2 separate regions of the Mus musculus genome follow, and region 2 is linked to region 1. Evidence: chromatin loops called from intact Hi-C (ENCODE). Cell type or tissue: heart. All regions are shown on one strand. Links, peaks and the distances in the headings refer to the core of each region. The heading gives the core; the rest is flanking DNA.

What was found. Peaks named below come from ENCODE experiments on the same cell type or tissue, not always from the same donor. Only the 100,000 strongest peaks of a DNase experiment are listed, where the experiment ranks them.
Region 2: a loop joins it to region 1, with 5 times the contacts of the local background. A loop is called at or near these places in 3 of 42 quality-filtered maps.

The regions. Positions count from the first base shown.
Region 1 is chrX:147,115,153-147,124,841 of GRCm38, forward strand. The region is part of intron 4 of Htr2c (5-hydroxytryptamine (serotonin) receptor 2C); the gene reads left to right. Among named protein-coding and RNA genes, the nearest start is that of Gm24627, 13 kb to the left of the region's middle. In heart, for the core only: a CTCF peak has its summit at 4,194; no DNase peak of the experiment used is centred there.
Region 2 is chrX:147,484,483-147,494,171 of GRCm38, forward strand. Lrch2 (leucine-rich repeats and calponin homology (CH) domain containing 2) reads right to left here. Exons shown (of 21, transcript NM_001081173.2): 13 at 7,557-7,605; 14 at 7,353-7,469; 15 at 3,752-3,796; 16 at 272-322. Among named protein-coding and RNA genes, the nearest start is that of Gm25107, 4.9 kb to the left of the region's middle. In heart, for the core only: a CTCF peak has its summit at 5,270 (motif pointing left); no DNase peak of the experiment used is centred there.

The DNA.
Region 1 (9,689 bases), core at 1,023-9,022:
ACCTCACACCAGTGAGAATGGCTAAGATCAAAAATTCAGGTGACAGCAGATGCTGGCGAGGATGTGGAGAAAGAGGAACACTCCTCCATTGTTGGTGGGATTGCAGGCTTGTACAACCACTCTGGAAATCAGTCTGGCGGTTCCTCAGAAAATTGGACATAGTACTACCGGAGGATCCAGCAATACCTCTCCTGGGCATATATCCAGAAGAAGCCCCAACTGGTAAGAAGGACACATGCTCCACTATGTTCATAGCAGCCTTATTTATAATAGCCAGAAACTGGAAAGAACCCAGATGCCCCTCAACAGAGGAATGGATACAGAAAATGTGGTACATCTACACAATGGAGTACTACTCAGCTATTAAAAAGAATGAATTTATGAAATTCCTAGCCAAATGGATGGACCTGGAGAGCATCATCCTGAGTGAGGTAACACAATCACAAAGGAACTCACACAATATGTACTCACTGATAAGTGGATACTAGCCCAAAACCTAGGATACCCACGATATAAGATACAATTTCCTAAACACATGAAACTCAAGAAAAATGAAGACTGAAGTGTGGACACTAGGCCCCTCCTTAGAAGTGGGAACAAAACACCCATGGAAGGAGTTACAGAAACAAAGTATGGAGCTGAGATGAAAGGATGGACCATGTAGAGACTGCCATATCCAGGGATCCACCCCATAATCAGCTTCCAAATGCTGACACCATTGCATACACTAGCAAGATTTTACTGAAAGGACCCAGATGTAACTGTCTCTTGTGAGACTATGCCGGGGCCTAGCAAACACAGAAGTGGATGCTCACAGTCAGCTAATGGATGGATCACAGGGCTCCCAATGGAGGAGCTAGAGAAAGTACCCAAGGAGCTAAAGGGATCTTCAACCCTATAGGTGGAACAACATTATGAACTAACCAGTACCCCTGAGCTCTTGACTCTAGCTGCATATGTATCAAAAGATGGCCTAGTCGGCCATCACTGGAAAGAGAGGCCCATTGGACATGCAGACTTTGTGTGCCCCGGTACAGGGGAACGCCAGGGCCAAAGGGGGGGAGTGGGTGGGTAGGGGAGTGGGGGTGGGTGGGTAAGGGGGACTTTTGGTATAGCATTGGAAATGTAAATGAGCTAAATACCTAATAAAAAATGGAAAAAAAAAAGTATTTCTTACCTATCTGTATTTCTTCCTTTTAAAGTTTTCTCTTCAAGATCATGCCATTTTAATTACTATTGCTCTGTAGTGTAACTTGAGATCAGATATGGTCATCTCCCCAGTGTCATTTATTTTTGCTCAGGACAGTTTGACTTTTCAAGGTCTTTGGTACTTCCATATGAGTTTAAGTTTCTTTTTCCCCCTGTTTCTGTAAAGAATGTCCTCATTGTTTTCATTGGGATTGAGTGGGTTCTGCAAATATCTTTGGGTTGTATATTAATTTTTAAAGTACTAACTCTACCTTTCCATGAGCATAGGAAGATCTTCCTACTTCTACTATCATCCCTGGTCTTTAGATCAGTTTATTTTCTGTTGCAATAATAAATCACCATGGCTGAAGAACTTAAAGAAAAGAGAATTGGCTTATCATTCAAGAGGGTTGAACAGACATTCTGATGGGGCAGAGGCATAGCAGCAAGCAACAAACATGGTAGTAGGTCCAGGAAGTGGAGAGATCATATCCTTAACCACAAACATAGAACAAAGAGAGTGAGTTGGTAGGCCCCAGCATAGTCTCACAAGAGACAGCTACATCTGGGTCCTTTCGATAAAATCTTGCTAGTGTATGCAATGGTGTCAGCATTTGGATGCTGATTATGGGGTGGATCCCTGGATATAGAAGTCTCTTCATGGGCCATCCTTTCATCTCAGCTCCAAACTAATAAAAAATGGAAAAAAAAAGAGTGAGTTGGAAATATGCCAAGTCTAAGTACTCTCAAAAGCTTCCCCAGGTGATGGATTTCCTACACAAAAGCTATACTTTCTAAACTTCCCCAAACAGCACCCACCAAACGAAGGACAAACTTTCAAATGTCTAAGCCTATATGGGATATTTTTAACCTAAACCATCACTATTTCTTTCTTTAGATTAATATTTTATTGTAGGTCTTTTATATTTTTGATTAGATTTATTTCACGTTTTTAAAAGTCTATTAAGTATAGAGTTCTTTTTATTTCCTTTTCAGCATGCTTGCTATTTTCATAAAGAAACATGATATTTTTATATGTTAATTTTGTATCTTGCCAATTTGTTGAAAATGTTGATCAAGCCTAGGAATTTTGGGGTAGAGTCTTCTGGCTTCTATATCTGCAAAAAGAGAAAATGACTACTTCTTATTTATATTCTCCTTTATTTCTGTGTCATATCTTGTTTCTGTAGCTAGGCCTTTGAGAACTATATTGGGGTAAATTAAAAACCATACCTTATTCCTGGTTTAATGGGAGTGCTTCAAATTTTTCTCCGTTTGGGATAATTTTAGCAATAGGCTTTCCATATACAGCCTCTATTTTGTACCAGATGGGATTCCAGGGCTGAAATTGGAAGTAGACACAACCCCATATTCCAAAGCAGGAGTTATCTCCATTTACAAGTAAAACTTTATTATTTCCAATAATCACAATAGGGATACAAACTATTCTTTGCCCAAAATAAAACAAACTCAATGGTATCATCAGAGATTCTTTTGTCTCATAATAATATTCTGTCAAGCTCTTTTTTTTTTTACCTTATTGGCCTTTTATATGTATATCATGGCTTCTTCTGTTGTTATTTTTGATGGTGGTGTTTCCTGTGTGCTTAAGTGTGTGTGTCTCTGCATATAGCATTTACCACATAACATCTAGATGCTTGTGCATTTTTGTGGTTCTTTTGTTTCTGTTTAATTTGTTTGGTTTCTATTTTAATATATTTGATTTTATTATTATTCTTTAGAGGACTGATTGTTTTGTAAAGATACTTAAAAGTGGTATGGATTTGGATAGGTGAGTGGCAGGGAGGATTTTAAAAGAATTGGGGTAGAAGAAATAGTAATAAATAAATTGTATGAATTTTTTTTTTGGTTCTTTGAGACAGGGTTGCTCTGTGTAGCCCTGGCTATACTGGAACTCACTTTGTAGACCAGGCTGGCCTCAAACTCACAAATCCTCCTACCTCTGCCTCCCAAGTGCTAGGATTAAAGGCGGGTGCCACCATGTCCGGCCTGAAAAATATTTTTTAATATTTTTTATTAGATATTTTCTTTATATACATTTCAAATGCTATCCCAAAAGCTCCCTATACCTCCCCTCCTGCCCTGCTCCCCTACCCACCCACTCCCACTTCTTTGCCCTGGCATTCCCTGTACTGGGGCATATAAAGTTTGCAATACCAAGGGGTCTCTCTTCCCAGTGATGGACAACTAGGCCATCTTCTGCTACATATGCAGCTAGAGATACGAGCTCTGGGGGGTACTGGTTGGTTCATATTGTTGTTCCACCTACAGGGTTGCAGACCCCTTCAGCTCCTTGGGTGCTTTCTCTAGCTTCTCCATTGGGGGCCATGTGTTCCATCTTATAGATGACTGTGAGCATCCACTTTTGTATAAACAGAAGAGTTAATAAGTATATTTTCTCTTCAGACCTTGAGTAGAAGATACATTTAACAATATTAAGCACTTATTACTATTATTATTATCATTATCATCATCATCAATATTATTATTATTATCATTATTTTGGTTTTTCAAGACAGGGTTTATCTGTATAGCCCTGGAAGTGCTGGAACTCACTCTGTAGACCAGGCTGGCCTTGAACTCAGAAATCTGCCTGCCACTGCCTCCCAAGTGCTGGAATTAAAGGCATGTGCCACCACTACCTGACTAGCACTTATTGATTTTTCTATGTTGTTTATATCCATCTCATGTACTCTAAATATAATATCCCCTTCAGATAGCAATAGTATGCCTATTGCTATCTGACGATCATAAAGCACTTATAGGTTTTCTGTTTTAGTAAGGAATACGTGAGAATTTGAATACACACTATTTAAATGATATAAATTTCGAGTATTTGATTTCAAACATAAAATATATTTTTTAAAAAAGTAGATAGGTAGTAGGAAATAAATTGTCTACATTATTCTCTTCTTTCCAGTGCAAAACCTAAATTTTCAGTTTCTCACAATCCTGTAATCTGTGAATACATGAATTTCACCAGTGGGTGGCACATATCAACCACATTAAGAAATTTTGTCTTCTGTGCAATTAGAATAAGATCTGAAAGATGAGGAAATACTTTTACTGAACTTTGTAGTATAGTAATTTGTTATGGATAAACTTGATTAATAAGAGTTATGTACATTACAAATGTTAAAGTATGACTATGCAACTCTTTAAATTCTTGCTGTTTCCTAGTCTTTTTGTTCTAATTGTGTTAGGTTCTCTTAGTTCACCATGTAAGAGTCCCAGGACTTGAGAAATCTAAAGAATGAAAGTGAAAGTATCTAGTGACCTTGAGATCTCTATATAATTTTTGTACTTTTAGCATTACAACGATACAAGATTATATCTAGAAGCAAAACAATTGTGAAATGAAAATATAGGGCAATTTTACCAAGATAAACCAAAATCAATTCCTGGAAGTACTTTGCAGTCTTAAATATGCTGTCACTATAGATTTTTCTTTGTTTGAACAGAATAAGATAAGAATACTATAATTTCAGTAGAGTAGGAAAATTAAGTGGCAACATTACCAAACATATAATTAAAAAGTATTAAGTATGCAGTGCTATAGCAAAGCACTTAACTATCAGTGTGTATTAGTCTTCCAGGAGTTTCTGTTTAAACCATTTTGTAATCAGAAGCTCTAACAATCTGTAATTGGTCATCTATTTCAGGATGCCAGTAAGCAGATGCATGTTGGTGAGACAGAAGACTTAATTGCTGTGTGGGGAAGAGAAATAAATACAGTCCAGTGAACTCAAATTCAGTTACTGATATGAGATTTTAGGCTGAAGATTAGAAAGAAACATGGCAATGAGCTATCCTGATCGAGATGTGTTTATCCTCCACATCATCATCATTTCAGTTCTGGTCCTACAAGGTTTGCCAAAGTATTCCTTTAGCTGTCTCTTGTGAGACTATGCCAGGGCCTAGCAAACACAGAAGTGGATCCTCACAGTCAGCTAGTGGATGGATCACAGGGCCCCTAAAGGAGGAGCTAGAGAAAGTACCCAAGGAGCTGAAGGGATCTACAATCCTATAGGTGGAACAACAATATGAACTAACCAGTACCCCACGGAGCTTTTGTCTCTAGCTGCATATGTATCAGAAAATGGCCTAGCCGGCCATCAGTGGAAAGAGAGGCCCATTGGTCGTGCAAACTTTATCTGCCTCAGTACAGGGGAACGCAAGGGCTAAGAAGTGGGAGTGGGTGGGTTGGGGAGTGGGTGGGGGAGAGTGTGGGGGACTTTGGGGATAGTATTGGAAATGTAAATGAAAGAAATTAAAAAAAAAAGAAGATTGTATGTGGTACAAAGAACTTAATGTTATCATTATTTGAGGAGACTAATATGGGTGCTTTAAGATGGTAACTTTAGGCTTATGGTATAGCCTTGCCTCACAGTTAATTGCTTTCTTCTGGATGGTCTGTCCTTGGAGACTTTGCTGCTCCTGGAATCTGAGATGGCTGCTAGCTTACTACATCCCTCTTACTTCACCCGTGAAGTTCTCCACTCCCAACCCAATCACACATTCTACGTTTATCCTGCTTTGGTTTCTTTTTTTTTTTTCCCTTATTTTTTTAATTAGGTATTTTCTTCATTTACATTTCCAATGATACCCCAAAAGTCCCTCAAACCCTCTCCCCCAATTCCCCCACTCCCACTTCTTGGCTCTGGCGTTCCCCTGTACTGAGGCATATAAAGTTTGCAAGACCAATGGGCCTCTCTTTCCACTGATGGCCAACTAGGTCATTTTCTGATATATATGCAGCTAGAGACACGAGCTCTGGGTTAGTTCATATTCTTGTTCCACCTATAGGGTTGCAGACCCCTTTAGCTCCTTGGGTACTTTCTCTAGCTCCTCCTTTAGGGGCCCTGTGATCCATCCACTAGCTGACTGTAAGCATCCACTTCTGTGTTTGCTAGGCCCCGGCATAGCCTCACAAGAGACAGCTATATCAGGGTCCTTTCAGCAAAATTTTGCTAGTGTGTGCAATGGTGTCAGCATTTGGAGACTGATTATGGGATGGATCCCTGGGTATGGCAGTCTCTAGATGGTCCATCCTTTCGTCTCAGTCCAATCTTTGTCTCTGTAACTCCTTCCATAGGTGTTTTGTTCCCAATTCTAAGAAGGGGCAATGTGTCCACACTTTGGTCTTCTTTCTTCTTGAGTTTCATGTGTTTTGCAAATTGTATCTTGTATCTTGGGTATTCTAAGTTTCTGGGCTAATATTCACTTATCAGTGAGTACATATCATGTGAATTCTTTTGTGATTGGGTTACCTCAATCAGGATGACACCCTCCAGGTCCATCCATTTGCCTAGAAATTTCATAAATTCATTCTTTTTAATAGCTGAGTAGTACTCCATTGTGCAAATGTACCACATTTTCTGTATCCATTCCTCTGTTGAGGGGCATCTGGGTTCTTTACTTTCCATGTCTTATAACTTATTCTATTGAAGTTAACAAGAATGCTTTATTCTAAATATTTTGAAATGAGTTCTAAGCATTATTCTGGCAGAGATGGGAAAGGAAATTAATAGGTACAGGTTTGCATGCACACAGAGGTTCTTTTCTTTTTCTTTTCTTTTCTTTTTTTTGTCAGCTCCTTATCCTCCCAGAGTTTGTCTGCTTCTATTTTACTTGCTGTGTGTGAGTCAATTCTCTTTCAGTTGGATCCAATTTGTAGCCACACTGTCCATTCTAATTGCTTCTTACTGAAAGCTAGACATTTAAAGCAACATATTCTATTCCCTTTGGTATCAGGTCTCCTCCTCCTCCTCCTCCTCCTCCTCCTCCTCCTCCTCCTCCTCCTCCTCCTCCTCCTTCTCCCCTTCCTCGCTGTTTCTTGTTGTTTTACAGGTTTGGTTCTTCATTGCTGTTTATTTGTGGCCCTTCCTATATTAATTCTGCATGTTCTAAATTTCCTGAAATGTTTGACTGTTGCTTTCTTCTCTGTCTTTTTCTTGAGCTCTAGTTTATTTTCTGGCCTGACTTCTTATGGGTTCCTTTTTTACATAGAAAAGAAGGCTTATACCTTTAAGCCCAGAACTTAGGAGTGACATAGGCAAGATTTTTCTGAGTTTGCAGTCAGCTTGGTCAATACAGAGCGTTACTGAATGATTAGGGCTACATAGACAGGCCTTGACTCAAAACTCAAAAAAAAGTTCTTTTTGAAAGATGATAGTTTAGAATTAAATAATAATTGTTCAGAATATTTTATGAAATGATGTAAGCCATTTTTCTTCCACTCTGTCCTGAAACAGTTTATTTCAGTCTAAGCTTTTACCTCCCATTTGAGTAGAACATCAAGGATAGGGAAAATTTTGCTGTTAATATTATTATATTATTATTATTACTATTATCTCCTCACCTTCCTTCTCCTCCTTCTCTCTCTTCTCGTTTTGTAGTACTGTGCCCTTATTTGGTATCCTGTAATATACTGGAACAATATAAAATCCCTTTTGTTATTCTTATTCTCTTTACCAAACCTTAAGATTATTTTAGCCAGCCTCTTCTTTGTTCTAAATACATTCATAGACTTAGCCAAATGCTGTGTTACTAAATCCAGCTTATTGCTACTGTTCTCAATAATACCCCAGGGATAGGGTTTTTTCCAAGGAACTGAACTCAGAGTCAGGTCAAATAGCCAAGGCCCTGGGAATAAAATGCTCAAAAGAAACTGTAAATAGTTAATAAAAATATTGAACGTGTTCTAGGAATGGGATTTAACATGACACACCAAAACAGGTCATCTCCCAGGTCACCAGCTAATGTTTTTCCATGGCTATTGTGCTCTATTGCTATGATAAGAGAGGAATGGGATTAGACTCAAGTTTAAACTGTATAATCCCATTGTTTACATCAATATTCAGTAGGATTTTTGAGAATGGATATCTTTTAAGTTAGTTTTATATCTTTGGTTATTTTCTAAAAATCAAGATTTTATGAAAGACTTCACCTAGGTCCTAACTCTGCTTTGTAGGTATATTTCTTGTAAATACTTCTTTATCCACCATTAATTTTCATTACAATTTCAACAAAAAAATCCAAAATTATCTAATAAAAGAAAAAATGGTTATTTCATGACTTCCACTACCCAATCTGTATTCCCTTTTACAACTGACCGAAAAGATATAAACAAGTCACTTCATTTAGGTGGAAATTCAAACAAGGCTCATAAAGTCAGTTTCCTTGTGTATGAATTACATTTCTTACTGATCAGACCAAATCCCTGACAGGAAGCAATTTGAGGAAGGGAGTTTACAGCTTGATGTAAAATAATCCACTGTGGCAGGGGAAGCATGGAAGCATGAGAGTGAGCTAGGAAGTCACATGGGGTCTGCTGTCAAGAGTGATGAGTTCTGGTGTTCAGCCCACTTCTTCTTCTACTTTAGTCTGAGACTATAACCCATGGGATGGTGCAATGCATGTTCAGGGTTGTTGTTTACTTTCAGACAATTTTTTCTAGAAATGGCCTTAGAGCCATACCCCAAGACAAATTTCCCTGTGATTCTAAACTCAGTCAAGTCAATTGTGAAGATGAACCAACTTTCTAAGAAAAAAAAATAGTGATGGGAGAAGATGCAGAGATCTGCAGCCAAACACTAGGCAGAGCCAGGGGAACCCCACAGAAGAGAGGGAAGAAGGAAGGGCCAAGGACACCGAAATAACAATGTCCAGAATCAACTGACCAGTACTTAAGTAGGCTCACAGAGGTCAGGGAGACTATATGGTCTGAGCTAACTTTTCTGCATATAACACATGGTTGTATAGCTTGGCATTCTTGTGGAACTCCCAACCAGGGGAGTGGGGGAAGGTATCTCTGAATCTTCTTTCTGTTCTGTGTCCCTTTTCCTCCTACTGGGTTTCCTCATCCAGAGTTGATATGAGGGTGTGTGCCTACTCTTACTATAACTTTTAGGCCATGATCATTGGATATCCCTAGGAGGTCTGTTCTTTTTTTTTTTTTCTTCGAAGGGAAACCAAGGAGGAGTAGATGTGGGGAAGAGGGGAGGTGGGAGGAATGACTGGGAGGAGCAGAGGAAGGGGGAAGGGGGAACTGAAGGAGGATGTAATGTATAAGTGAAGAATAAAAGAAAAAATAATGTTTGACTAATATATATTAGATATATTACAATTTTACAATATTTTACAATATTTTCATACATGTGCATCATAAAGTTCAACCATATACACCACTCTCTAGCTATTACCCTTTTTTGTTACCCTCTTGCTCTTGTAAAACCTTTACTCTTCACAGCTACCCATAAGTCTTCATTAGTTTTTTTTTTTTATCGCTGTGATAAAACACCATGACCAAAGAAACTTGGGAAGGAAAGGGATTATTTTGCTTATACTTCCAGGGAACATTCCAGCACTGAGGAGAGTCTTGGTATAAACTCAAGCAAGGAAGGAACATGGAGGTAGGAACTGAAACAAAGGCCATGAAACAATGCTGCATTTTGACTTGCCTCTTGTTGTTTGCTCAG
Region 2 (9,689 bases), core at 478-8,477, 370 kb after region 1:
TGGTGAGAGATAAGACAGCACACATCTCAAAGTAATGTAGACTTATGTTCCACAGAAAACTACAAATTATTACAATTTACTTGGAATATTCATATAAAAGGATGGTATTCATAATTTTTACAGACAAGACTCGTACAAAATAATCAACCACAGATTTTTAAAGTGCATAAATTAGTTTATAAAAATTAAAAATAAGATTTTTTTGAGAAAGGAAGAAAGGAAGAACTCTTTGGAAAACACATAAAAGACAAATCATTAAAACAACTTGTACCTCAGATGATACTGGAGACTGTGCGGACATATGAGCATTATCACTCTCTTGCTAAAATATAAAAATAAACACATGAAAGATGAAATTAAAATACACAATGATGATTTTAACATACAAAAAGAAAATGGAAGACTGATCCTATAAAATATCCAAGGAGGAATTGACAATGTAAAATATAGAATCTTGCCACTTAAATGTTGTTGGTGAAGTACAGTACAAGTATTCTCAGTGAATTTGTTAGACATGAATGATCTCTGGCTCCAACTAATAATAAATCAGATTCAATATAAGAAACCCTAATGATTTATAAGTATTTTATAGAATCAGAACTACAGTCTCGGTACAGTAGATTAGATGTATAGCCATCTGAGACCTATCAATGAAAGCTAGCAAGAGGTAATCATAATTAATAAGAAACTATCTGGAAGATAATGTATATTAGTATAAATAGAGAACTATTTACAAAGAATTTAATTGAATAAAAACAATAAAGGGCTAGTAGTTTTGAATAAATATTCTAATGTTAAAATAATGCAAAAATCTTGACATTTAACCTGGAAGATGAATACCACATAAAACAAATGCTCATTTGACAAATGATATCTGGACACCTACTATGTCAGATAATGTTCTAGACACTAAGATAAGGAAATTTGGTAAAATATCATCCTTAGAGAATGTCTCAGTCTAGAGGGAAGAAAGGTTCATGTGAGCAGTTATTAGAAAATTTCCAGTCTATGTATGGCCTAGTAGGAAATCACAAAGAAACTCTGGAGGAAAGGAAGGGATGCTGAAAAAAGGTAAGTTTTGTGAGAGCAAGTAACAAATCAGTAAAAGCTAGGTAAAGCAAAAAGATAAGAATGAAGACACAGAGCAATAAATTAAAAAAAAAAGAAAACTGTAGAGCAAGCCTGTGTTCCTGCAGATGACAATGGTGAAAGGAGGGCAAGCTGTGAGGTTCTGTTGCTATGGCTACCAGGGCTTTTATTAAAATGGACAAAGAATTTATGGTTAAGGCATTGGTGAAACTGAAGGTTTCTAAACAAAGGAACAGCCTTCTTGTATTTTCATGTATTTGTATTCTGAAAGCATCAGGAAAATGCACTAAAGGGAGAAAAGTGGTGGGAGAGACATTTCAATTGATAAAGTGTTTGTAGTATAAACATAGACATGAGTTAGGGTACTCAGTACCTACTTACAATGGTGAACTGGTGGCATGTTCTGTGATCCCAAGAATGAGAAGGCAGAGAGAAGAGAATCTTTGATCTCACAGACCAGCAAACCTAGCTGAATCATGGAGATTCAGATTTACTAACAGACATTGTCTCAAAAAAAGGTTGTTGAAAAGGACTAAGGAAGACACTGGAAGGTGACAGAGCTCACATAGATAGATAGATAGATAGATAGATAGATAGATAGATAGATAGATAGATAGATAGATAGATAGATAGAAAGAATAGATAGACGGAGAGATAGAGAGATGATATAAAGACAAAAATCAAGGAAGCTACTGTAGGAAACCAAGCAAAAAAGACCAAAGAAGCAAAGATGGAAATGAAGGTGGAGTGTGTAGACAAAATATTTCAGTGCCTAAAAATAAGAAAGAGAAATAGTGGATTTCAGTAATGGAATAGATATTGACGCAGATGGGGGAAAATTGATAGACAGAAGGCAAGGAGAACAGCCAAGGTGAACCTCTAGCTTGGAGATCAGAGAATGTTTTCTGTGGAAGGCTAGATAGTAAACATTTTAGACATATGGTCTAGGTGGTAACTGTGTAAATGTCATTAGAACAGAAAGGCATCTATAGGTAAATGGTTGCAGATCTTTTGTATTTAAAGTTCAGTCACAAGCATAGTCAGTGAGCTCTGTGCCACCTTGCCAACTTCTGATGTCTAGAAAGGAAATACTGATTTGATAAAGTAGTTATCAACTTTGCCTGCAGTGAACTCAAATGGAAAACTCTTGAACATGTCACTTCTCTCTGTCTGTCTGTCTCTGTCTCTGTCTCTGTCTCTCTCTCTCACACACACACGCACAGACACACACAGACACACACACACACACACACACACACACACACACAGACACATACACATCAATTCAATTTGAACATCTGAGAGTAAGATCCAGACATCAGTATCCTTTAAAAACTAATCAGGGCTTCCAAAGTGCAACCTCGGTTAAAAACAACTGCATCAATTTAAAAAGCAAACGTGTTTGGAAAAATTGTGGGTGAAAAAGATGAACATATTGAGCCCTTAGTGGAGGAACTTAGGTTTCAATCAACTACGATGGAGGACACATTACTACAAAAGCCTAAGGCTTAATGGTAAGTAGGGGACTAGAGACATAAACTAGGTGTGCTCATCAGGTACACTGGCATTAGTCCTCAAAACTCTGAGCATTGATAACAGCACTTTACAGTGCATATGGTGGGTTATGACAGAGAGGAATAAGAAGTAAGGGTCAGACAGATATTGTAAATCTCAATGGAAAGCCAGCATCAGGTATATACGAATTGACTGGGGTCATGAGCAGCAACATGTTAGGAAACACATCTACACCAAACCTGCCCTCAGATATACCCCAAACGCTAACAGTGAGATAGCTAGTGGGAAACATTAGAAACAACCGTGTTTTGTTTTTAAGTCACCACAAATACTATTTGATAGAACATGGAAAGAAAACAGTTTTTGAGTTAGGCAGACATAATTCATATAGATCTTTTTTCCAGTGTAATTTTATTTCTGAAAAATAAATTTCAGATGCCCTGCCAAGTACTAAGCATCAAATTGACTACCAATTCCCAAACCAAATACACAAAAAACCTGGGGACTTTGGTTATGAAATATTGTTTCAGCAGTGGTGCAGCAGAAGCTGTAGAAGAATGTGAAATGCATAAAAAACAATTTTAAAATTTAAAACATCTGAACAGATTTTGTGACAAAAGTTGTTTTAAAATCTTAGACAGAGCCAGTCTGTCAAGAGGTTAAAGTGCTTTCTTCCAAAAACTGACATGACTTCAACTTCACTATCTAAAATCGAAGAGGAAAGGAGAGAAAAGACTCCAAAGAATTGTCCTCTGACGTCCACATGCATGCTCTGGAACACACACACCCACACTTGTGCCCACACATCAATACACACACAGGCACAGTTTTGAAACAGATGAAGTCTGACCTGACCAACATGCCCTTTGGGAAAGTAAAGTGGGAAATGACAGCAAATGTAAATGGAAAGGTTGCAGATTCCTAGCAAACCACAAAGCTCTACAACTATTTTAGAAATCATGTTCCAGAATGCACCAGAAACGAACTGATTAAATTAGTAACCATATGAAAATGCTCAGAAATCTTCATTATTGTAGAAAATGCACACTTTAAATCAGTAACAAAGCAGTTGACAGCTGGGCTCCATTAACTATCACTGAGCCAACTAAATATGCAAGGAAATCTTTCAAATCACCCTTTGTCTCACCTCCTCATTCTCATTGCCACTTGAATTCTTCCTTGTTGATTTGTACTGAAAAACAATTCAAATGCATGGTTTATTTTTTCCTTGAACATGTGAAAGTTTTGTTCATAATGGCACATAAGGCTTATTGCTACATTGGTACTTTTATTAACTTACCTGCAATGAAACTTATGGACACAGTCAGTTTAAACAGTCTTCCTATTCACACATACAATGCCATGAGTGACACTGCTCCAAGACCTCAAAATATGCCAAGTAACATTTCCTTCCTAAGCAAGATCCATTTCCCATTCCTTCAGGTTTGCAATCTCAGGGCTATCTTAGAAAAACAGCTGTCAAACTGTGGGTCGTGAAGGGCTTGGAGATCACGTATAAGATACCCTGCATATCAGGTATTTACATAATAATTGATAAAAGCAGCAAAATTACAGTTATGAAGTAGCAACAAAATAATTGTATGCTTGGGGTTACCATAGCATGAGGAACTGTATTAAAGTGTCATGGCATTAGGAAGGTTGTAAAGTCTTGCTTCTTCTAAGTTCACTCTGTTCAACAAGTCAATTATGTTGGCTAACTTCTGAATTCTTAAAACTACCATCCTATCCAGGGTTCTTAGAATCTCCCACCTGGTTTGTAATTTCACTATACTAAAACATGAGCAATTGTTTTAAGAAGCTGAGCTAGAGATGTGGTTCCTACTATCTCTGAAACTCTGGGTTCAATCCTCAGCACAACAAAAGAAGTAATCTACTGATTTCAGGCTTAAAGAAACTGCATTAAATGCATATACCGACTTCCCAATGATAGTAATAGTGCTAAAATCTAACATTTAGAACTATTGCTTATTATACATCAGTAATGACTGCATTATATGTATTGAAAAGTTTCATCTTTATAACAACTGCATAAGGTATATGTACTATTATCCCCCAATTTATTGTGAAACATAGAGATAGATTGTTCAATGTAAATTATCTATGTGACAAAGTGATGCTTAGAATCAAAAATCACACAGTGTGCCAGTCATTAGAGTTCTTATTTTCTGATTCTCTACCAAAATGCAATGAATTCTGCTGCAAGTCAATGGTAGATACAGGAGCTCATCGAACTTCTATCTTCAAAACTACTAATTCTCAGATCATGTCCCAAACTGTTTTGCTTGATATTCAGGGTTCTATTTAATTGTCCCTCTTATGTAACTCTGTCTTTTATATCTCTTAGAAAAAAATATATGACTTACCTAGTATTTCAGTCCCAAACTAAGGTGTATTAGGAATTACAGATAGGAGACATGTTCCTCTAATGTATTTTACAGCTATGATTAATAATGGACCATAAGTTCCATGTTCTAACTTTCTTTCTGTTTTGATGAAGGTTGAACCTATAACTTTGAGCATACTAAGCAACTTATCTATGAGTTACACCCACAGCCCTATACAATTTTTTATTTTCCTGACAACAGAGGAATACTTTGTTGATAGCTAATTTTTTATGCAATGTCCTAACACTGACATCTTCTGACAATTGAGAAGAACTACACATGCCCTTAAAGCATTTCTCCCTCCGTGACTGAAGATTATGTTTACACGTACATCATTGCATATGAAAGAAATGAACACTTACTGAGTGACAGTTCTGTAATGGTCATTTCAGATATTATCCTATTTTATTTCTTAGCAACTTTAAAATATAATTGACACAGTAGAAGAAATGTGTCAGCCATCAAAACTAAAATATTTAATGAACAAATGCTTTTAAAGCAAGAAACACTTGTCTGTGATAAAGGCTCACTAAGCCCTCTATTAACTCTAATTAGTACAAAATATTTTTAAAACAATGAAACTGTTTAAATGTTAGTGTTTGTTCATTTTATATCAAGCTGTCCACAACAAAAAAGAAACAACACTGTAAAGGCTTTGAACTTGAATTTCAACTGTATGATTAACAAACTACTTCACTTTCCGGGCCTTATTGTCCATGTACACAAAATAGAAATGATAACTTCATTAATGATACTGAAGTTTTCTAAAGGGTAAACTGACTAATATGTGTAAATATTCATGACAGTGCCTGACATGTGATAATTCTGATACAAGTGTTTGGATGAATATAGTCAGTATAGTTTTGTTATTTGGTGATAGAAGAAATCAAAGAAATGACAAAATTGCTCAGAAATTCAACATCAAAAATAATTCATCAAAGGTCACCTATAAACATATTTTATTCAGTGCTTTGCTTTAAGTTTTCCTGAATTAAAAAGGGAGGCTAAGATAAATGCCAAGCTGCAAACTGCAAATGGTTCTGATAAAAGCGTTCTCACTGGAATGACCTCCCGATTTCCTTCCGACGTCTTTTCCATGTGTGATTATGCCTCATGTTGTCTAATTAACCAAAAACCAAGTCTCAAAATTCTCAATAGTTATTTGTTCAAAGTTAGTTTAATATATTTAAGATATTTGCTAAAACATACATTTTAATTTTGATATGTTAATTTCAAACACACGATGCTTCCCAATATATGGAAAGACATTAATATAAACAGAAGTACCAAATTCTACCAAACATAAAACTATAAAATAAATACTATTTATTAGTGGCATGAATTTGAAATAATGTCTAACTTAGCAGAGTTATGCCTGGATAAAATGACTGTTATTCAGTGAGAAGAGGATTTAGGGAGGTAAAGGACAACACAGCTTGCTATTTAGGGTACAGGACCAGGTTTGCACTGCTTATATAAGTCAATTCTAAGAGTAAATGCTCGCTAATATAAAAAATGATTCTAAATCCTGATGAGACCTGCAAATACAGTAGACTTAAAATACAAATAAGTAGTAATTCAATAGAAATTTGGAATAATTCATATGCTCTGGTATTTTAACTTATCTTTACTAAAAGACCATCTTAAGAAATCCACTGCATCCAGTGCAGTGATACACACCTTTACTCCCAGCACTTAGGGGACAGAGGCATGTGGATCTCGGGGAGTTTGAAGACAGCCTGGTCTACATAGAGAGGTCCCGGACAATCAGGACCAGATGTATCATGTCAAAGGCAGAGAGACCCTATCTCAAAACAAATCTACTAATACAACAAGAAAGTATGGACCAGTCTTCAAGTACTTATTTATACAGGCATGGTTAAATGCTATCTGAAAAGACTTCTGAACTAATTAGTGAAAGCAATTCAATGAAAGTCTTTTTCTGAGCCAGGCTTAGTGGTTCTGGAATGCCAGTATATAAGAGACAGAGGTGGGAGGATTCTGATTTGAGGCTAACCTGGACTACATTGTGAAAATTTATCTCAAAAGAATAAAGAAAAAGAAACATAAAATTAATTGCCACAATTAGCAGTGTAACACACAAACATTCATCTTTTTTAGCTACTTGAAAATAATCACAGTGTATATTGGTAATTTGAATTACTAAAATTTTGTGGGTATATTTACATAGCATATCTCTACCATCCACAAAAGGGCAATCAGCATGAACACAGTTGTGACATTTAACTGGAGAGTTAAATATTATTAATTTAAGAGAAAAGTGTCAAAATCCAAAAGTAGTAAGTATGAAACAAAAACAAAATTTATAATTTATTAATTTACCTTGAAATATTCTTTTCTGATCTGCTTGCTTCGTCTCCTCTCTTCATTTTGCCAGATTATAGGCTGAGATTCTGGCCACTGTTGATCAACTATTTGGTCCTTCTGATTTTCTAATGGCTATAATAAAAATAAAAAAAAACGTCTTTTTAACTCAACACATGACTACCAAATAATACATGTGTTATTAATTTTATTTCCCCTTACCTGCCATGCAAGAGGTGATAATGGTGAATTCCCTTCATCTGCTGGGACACTAAAAAATTAAAGTTGCTTTAATATTCCTTAAGGTATTTTAAAAATCATTTCACATACTTTATAAACAACAAATTTGTCTTCTTATTGCTTTAAGACAGCAACATAAACACTATCCATACCCATGTTTCATTTTGTTGTGTTGTTTTGTGTTATGTTGTGTTGTGTTGTATTGTGTTACGTTGAGATTGTGTCTTACTATATAGCACTGGATGGCCTGGTACTTAATACTGTATGTAGCCCAGGCTAGCCAAGAGGTCATAGCAATTCTCCTGCCTCAGCCTTCAAAGGGCTGCAATGAGAGGAAGTAACCACCACACGGGTTAGTAATATATAAACTGAAATTGATAAAACCAACCAATTGTAAATGCCTATGAACTACTGTTCTAAGAGAAACATCAACATGGGTTTATTGTATATTAGCCTTATACATAGGCCAACCTATTTTGGAGAGTACAAATTGACTACAATATGTACAAATCTGCAGTAAGTACACAGAATATTACTGAAAACAAGTTACCGTTTTATAAAATCATGTAATAGGATCAGTGAGGTGAGTGGGTAAATAAAGGTTCTAGCTTACCATCAAGCCTGACAACCTGAGTTAGATAGAACCCTGGGTTCCAGATAGTGGAAGGGGAGAAGTAACTCCTTGAATTCTTGAAAGTTGTCCTCTGACCTCCACACCTGTGCCATAGCACACATATATACACATGCGCACACACATATTAAATAAATACATGAATAAATCCTTTCTTAAAGGCCAAAGAATTCAGAAGACAAATACTTGATCATCTCTTGAATCACTGATTATGAGCTTCATCTATGACATAAAAGGGGCTATGGAGGACCTGTTCCAGCTTCAAGGGATCGAATATCCTCTTCTGGTCTCCATGGGCATCCACAACATATATACATGTGGCATGCACTTACACAGACACAGAAACAGACAGATACAGACATATATACACACCAAAACCCACTCAAAAGGTTCAAAAATCTAAAGGACACAGGGTAAAGCTGAGGCATGATGGCTCACAGTGGTCATCTCAGCACTCACAAGGCTGAGGTACCACCATGTGATGGAGACCCAGCTGGGCCATCCTGGGCCACAGAGTAAGAACTTATTTCAACTAGACAGAAAAAGGATGGAGAAAAGGAGAAATGGGTGAAGGAAGAGTAAGAACAGAGAAGATAATAAAAATTTTAATAAAAGTACAAGGGACATCTCTATCTCTAGGGAGTAATAAAATATATACAAATAAGAAAATAAATAATTCCAGAATTTATAGATTTTCTCCAGTGGGAGATCAAGTACAAAATTTTAAGCACAGTAACTTTACGTACAAATGAGATTTAAATTTATAGAAATTATAGAATATATAACAATACATAACCAACTGGATGACTTTGTAAACTACAGAAAAAGAAACAGCAGCAGAAGATGGGTAAGAAAAAGGAGGGAGGGTGGAAAGACAAAACTCTAGATCCCTTACCTCTTACCAAATACAGACATCTATCAATTAGACAAACTTACTTTAAATGTAAATAAAGAATCCGAGAAATGGATAACAAGAGATGAATGTCATGCTTGGCCTGGGTTGCTACACTGAAAACATTTCTACTCCACAGACCAGGGAGAAAGAAGAAAGGTAGATGTCAGACAGTCCCTAAATTTAGGACTCAAAGACAAAGGGGCACATATAGCCCACAGGACAATATAATAACAAGGCAAGCAAGGAAACAAAATAGAATAGCGAACTAAAGCTGTATTTGGTTTGGCTATGGGTACGCACACGCGCACATCACACATAACCACAGACATGCGTGTATTACCTCTTCAAATAAAGCACTTGCCAGCCTGCCTATTTCACCTTCACATGTCATACAATGCACACATACCTCTCTGGACTATGCATCTAACAATCTCTAACCCTACCCTCATTGGTCAACACACACACACACACACACCTCTGAACAATGGAATATCATAATATCGAAATGAGGACAATTTCTCTTCAAACATATTTCCAAATATTTTTCAGGAGTCAATTTCTACAGGCTGACCTGACCTGAAACGATTCT